Regions from separate parts of the Homo sapiens genome. Here region 1 is linked to region 2. The links are chromatin loops, found by intact Hi-C in ENCODE. Cell type or tissue: mammary epithelial cell. All regions are shown on one strand. Links, peaks and the distances in the headings refer to the core of each region. The heading gives the core; the rest is flanking DNA.

What was found. A loop is a pair of places that touch in the nucleus more often than their neighbours do. Peaks named below come from ENCODE experiments on the same cell type or tissue, not always from the same donor. Only the 100,000 strongest peaks of a DNase experiment are listed, where the experiment ranks them.
Region 1: it touches region 2 in a loop (3.0-fold over the local background); 3 of 110 quality-filtered maps call a loop at or near these places.

The regions. Positions count from the first base shown.
Region 1 is chr15:57,639,575-57,642,376 of GRCh38, reverse strand. All of the region lies in intron 10 of GCOM1 (GCOM1, MYZAP-POLR2M combined locus), which reads right to left. The region is part of intron 10 of MYZAP (myocardial zonula adherens protein); the gene reads right to left. Among named protein-coding and RNA genes, the nearest start is that of MYZAP, 49 kb to the right of the region's middle. In mammary epithelial cell, for the core only: a CTCF peak has its summit at 1,250; no DNase peak of the experiment used is centred there.
Region 2 is chr15:57,731,398-57,734,199 of GRCh38, reverse strand. LOC105370834 (a long non-coding RNA gene) reads right to left here and starts at 1,789. Exons shown (of 6, transcript XR_001751554.3): 1 at 1,422-1,789. In mammary epithelial cell, for the core only: a CTCF peak has its summit at 1,484 (motif pointing left); no DNase peak of the experiment used is centred there.

The DNA.
Region 1 (2,802 bases), core at 248-2,747, 92 kb after region 2:
AAATTTGCTCCAAGTGATCTGAAGTGATTTAGTTACGACTTTGCTGATTTTGCTCATTATGCAACATAATGATAAGGCTGAGCTCACAAAAACAGGCACAGCATAGTAAACAATAGAGAATTCTTTATATGATGAACACTTAACTGAAGTTACCAGACTTCCTCCACACAGTCTTTAAGGTTACAGAACACAGAATTTGTGGAGGAACACTAGAGAACTTCTAAATCAACTTCTTACTTTGTAAAGAACGTAACCATGATGAAGAGCTAAATGCCTTACCAGTGCAGCCAGTATTAGAAATGTTTTCTTTGTTGTGAATGAAGAGCTGCAATTTGCCTCTTTGAAAGTGTCACCCAGTGGTTCTGGCCTGGCCTTGCTTCACAATACAAAACAAAGACATATTCCCTCATGTTTTCTAAGATGTGAATTCAGCTCCCATCTCTCCTTGGGCATGTCTTCCCCAGTTCCCTGAATTACTCAGGTTCTCAACTCCTTTCCAACCTGGTCTTGCTCTTCTGAAGGTGCTCACCTGTCCATGCCCCTTGACCATGTTTCTAACTTTTAAAAAAAATATTCACATAAATGGCTATAGCAAATGAGATTCTAGGCTATCCTTTTTTTCTTATGTAAGTTAATGTAGTATGCTGGGCAAACACAAACTTTCTAAATCAGGCAGTAAAAATTATTAGGAATAAAAAGTGTCTCTCTCTCTTTTTGTTGCTGGTGGTGGTGGTGGTCTACATTCACTGTGGAAACCCAGCCAGCCCCTAGGGGGTGCTAACTCTGATGGCATCCTAAATTTTAGCTGGTGATTTCTTTCCAACGACTGGGCCTTCCAGACCACAGACCACATCAAAGCTTAGAGAAGCTTATCTGGAAGATATGAAATCACAGGTAGAAAAAAGCAAAGCATGGACAGTGATCTTTATATGCATCCCTACACACACACATATACATATGTATACACATGTATAAATACACATATACATATGCACATATGTATATGTGTGTACGTATGTGTACTCCTTCACTCTCTTCAAATTGGTAGGTTTGTTATATTCTGGAAGTAAGTTAGGAAACAGAGAATTCTAAACTTCTTTGAAAATGTCTTTTAAAAAAACAATGTCTCTGATTCTGGTACAGCCTTAACCTCTTACAGGTAAGGGTTTAAGTGAATCAGAAGCCAACCAGTATGAGGTTTTGTTCAATAGTTCTCTAACGATTAGATACAAGAATGACACAGACACCCCCCTGTGGTGAGGTGGGAGAAATGTAGTGCTCACAGTTAGAGACTCGCATAGGGGAAAATAAGGGATGCCCTTGCCCCAGACTTCGTGCGTGTGAAATTCAAAAGCAGAAAAACTATGCCCCGACGGCCAAGGCTCACTGAGATGCTAACTGTGGCAAAGTGATGCTTTTCCTTGGAAAATACACTCCTGACATCTACCTAGTGTTGACGATAGGGCAGGATCTCCCTCCGCATTACTGTTATGGGCAGTGCTCCTGCCTGGATGCACAAAACGATTGCAAAGATGCGTGCGTGGCCTCCTCTGCTATTCCACTGCTCCCCAGAAACTTGTGTGTGAACCAATATAAGATGTACATGATTCAACACAGTATAACTGCACTTCTCATTTGCGGACAAACTTTTATCTAATGTGTATGTTTATCCTACACACAATAAAAAAAGATGTCCCTTCCCATACTCACAATTCTCTGACCTTAACTCCCCAACATTAATATCCCCAATATCTTAGAGATTAATAAAATAGATATATTTTAATCTTCCATTTGTCTGTCATGTACATGAATTATTTCTTAGAAGTAGATATGCTTTTAATTTTAATAATTCATTAATAAAACATAACTTTTTAAAGTAGTACTTAATATAAGGAAAATGTGTTTTCATTTTTCCACTGCCAACCAAATGTTTGATTAAATTGAAACCTTTTTTTTTCTTTGCAGGTTAGAGAATTAGACTCAAGGGAATTCTTATAACCCTGTTAGTACTAACTGCTCTTTTTCTATCAGATTTTTCAATCGGATTTTTTAATTGAGCAAGAAGAAAACTACAATAATATGTGATTAGCTTTACAGAGCACGGACTTTCTTCTTTGGAACATCACCACAAGAGAGGCGGATTATATTGACACAAGTTAAAACAAATTTTGTTCCTCTTAGAGAAATAGAAATGTTCAACTTACCCGTTTTCTCATTTAGAAAAAAGAGAATAGTAAACTATGCCCAAACAGTAAATGTATAGCTTGGTTTCCTGTTACAGAGACAGTTAGGAGAGAAAGGATGGTGGCAAAGGAAAAGGAAGAAGAAGCAGGAGTGGGAGAAGAGAACGAGGAAGGAGGGAGAAAAAAGAGAGAAACAGACAAGGAAAGGGAATGAAAGACACACCCAGAAAACGATAAAGGACAAGAATGGTAGCTGAGAGAGAGAGAGAGAGACAGACAGACGGCTGTGGAGGCAGTGCAGGGACCTGGGCTAAATTCACCCTGCCCATCACCCCCTTGGGTCCCCTGAGCTGTGGGTACCCACTCAGGCTATCACTGTCCTTTCACAGTGGGTGAGCTTATGAACTGCACTTTCCAGCTTTCTTAACTGTAACCCTTTGACCTGAGGAAACCCCTCTTTTAGGGGCATCATCGTCATCAGTCCATGGGGGACATGTGGGGAAATCCCACTCTGGGCCTAGATGGCAGTGGCCTGAGCACCTCGGCTTGTGAGCCACAGGAAATGGAGGGGCAAGGCAGACTTGTTCTGGGGATGCTTCCCCACCACAGGAAGCAATCC
Region 2 (2,802 bases), core at 295-2,794:
AAAAAGTTTGCTACAAATGTGAAAAACCACTAATGATACAACACAGTATCTTCTGGAAACTGTGAACAGATTAATTAGAAGATGTAACCTACAGGAAAATCTCCTGTTTACTTGATTAAATCATAAAATTCACAGACTCATGTAATACAGCCAGAGAGGTGGCTTCCTAGCGCAAAGTAGTCATTCAATAAATGTTTATCGGCTTTTCAATGAATATCTAGTCCAGCATTTCTACATTAATAGCTATCACATAAAACTGAATCTCCAGGCAAATACATTTGGGAAACACTGAATTAAATAAAGTTAAGCAGGCTTTTTACTCTAGGACCTCTCAAACCTTTAATAAGCTCAGGTGATTTGGAATTACCATGGGAGAGTGGGTGAAAAGGGGCAGATATTACGCTATATTTCCGAAACCCATCTGATCCCCAAATTCCATTTTTCTCAAGATTTCTGTTTTAAGAGACACATTTTGGAACACGTTGACCAGGTTCAACTCCTTCATTTTAGAAACTGGACAATGCAAATCCCAAGAAGTCAACTGACTTGGCCAAGCACTCAATTTGCTAACAGCAAAGCAAGAATTCTGCCCCACCCCCTCAAGCTGTAACCTCCCCTCCCACCCCCTTCCCCACCACCCAATATATCTTGATTCCTAGCCCAATAGCCCAGGACTTTTCTCCTCAGAGCACTTTTGTTGCTCTCCTGCTAATAGATTTATTTTTACTACAAGTTTAGCCTAAAGGAAATACACTTTTAAAGCCAACAGTGGAGGTAATGCAGCATTACCTGGTGATGTGCCATGAGAATTCTAGCACTGTGTGGTCTCTTTTGAGTATGGATGATCAGTTACCTTTGTGAAGGTGAGCAGGGGCAAGTAGAATTCATGCTTCCATAGCACCCTTCAGTACATTTCCCTATTTTTAACTATTACGGTTTCCCCCTACACTGTTCATTTTAAGAGGTCAAGGAATTAGCTCTACAGTCTATCACATGGTATGTTCATGTTCGTGAACATCCATGGAATGAATGAATGACCAAATGAACCAACCAACAAGCTGTGTCTTGCTTTTAAAGGACTTCTCAGCTCTTTGAAGGAAAGAATGACTAAACCTCAACACCAGAAGATGGAAGAGAAAATGATTTCTGTTTCCAAAGAAGATCCAGGCTGAGATAAAGGGGCTGGGCAGAGGAGACCAGGCCGGATGACCCCAAGCCAACTCACAGGAGGGTATTTACTTTGGCGGTTTCCCAAAAAGAGTAACCAAAATAGAAACAATGTGGTCAGTTAGATAAACGTTTGCAAATTGCTTTGTTTCTTATATTGTCCATACTTTTTAAATCTAGAATTTAGTTGGGAGGGGAGACATAATTGGGATATGTATCTAAAGTCGACAGTAAGTAATTCTTTGGTAAATTACCTTGTTGGGAACGATTACTCTTGGAAGAAACGCTGAGTGCACAATTCAGATCACGCCCTCTAGTGGTGAAAGCTCACATTGGAGCGTGGCCTATGGAAACTCCTGGATGGCCAGTGTCTCTTCTTAGTCTCAGATTGTGCCAATATTAATTTTATTTCAGATTTTTTACTGGAGGAGGAAATTCCTTTTAACATTAATAACTTGCACAACGCCTTCATATATAAATTCTTCTGGCAAGAAATGCGTGGGTCAAATCTGAAGACCTCTTCTGTTTGGGCTCTGGATGTGTCAAGCCAAAAATTCTTGAAAAATAAAGGTGGTTAAAAGCAGTTAGGCCAGATGCAGTGGCTCAGGACCATCATCCCAGCACTTTGGGAGGCTGTGGTGGAAAGATCACTTGAGCCCAGGAGTTCAGCACCAGCCTGCGCAACAGAGCAAAACCCTGTCTCTATCAAAAAAAAAAAAAAAATTAATTACCCTGGTGTGGTAGCTTGTTCCTGCAGTCCCAGCTACTCAGGAGGCTGAGGCAGAAAGATTGCTTGAGCCCAGGAGTTTCAGGATGCAGTGAGCTATGATCACACCATTGCACTCCAGTCTGGGCTGCAAAGCAGAAGACCCTGTATCAAAAAAAAAAAAAAAAAAAAGCATTTAAGAAATGTGTGCATCCTCCTACTAATCTCAATTAAGTGATCATTTTCTAAGGGTAAGTGCATTTTTTTCCTTTCTTTTTAAGAATCAAGATAACATGAAGGGAACAGAGACACACACAAACTCACGAACTCAACCCAGGTATGTGTTTCTGGGATCCAGAGAGGGGGCGGTTCCAAGAGAAGGAATGTGGCAGGACCTCCTGATGAAAAAACCCATCTGGGACTTGAGAAATCTGGATTCAATCCTTGGCTCCATTGCGAGCTCACCGCATAATTAAGGGGGCAGATCAGCTAATCTCTCTGTCCTTCACTTTGTCCTCTTTAAAATGATAGTATCTGGCCTCTCCCCTCTTCTTAGGAATGCCATGTCAGCAGATGCTGGGACTGGAACGTGGGGCCGCAGAGGCCAATTAGCTGTATGCAGCAGGGAGCTGTGCCCAGCCTCTCCTGCCCCAGCCTGTCCCACAAATTAATGACTTTGGTCACACAGGGTCTGCCTGAGAGAGTGTGAATGAATTTCAGACAACTCACAGCTCTTCCTTTCAGATGATGAGGCAAAATAGCATTTCTTTTGTGCAGCACAAATTTTGTTTCATTGCATGAAATTACTATGGCCATCATGAAAAGAAGACATATTTAGGTACATGCAGGAGGGACCTATTACAGAAGAAGCATTGGCCCAAGAGTCAGGAGATCTGGGTTCTGTCCTGGTTGTGACAGCTGGGTGACCT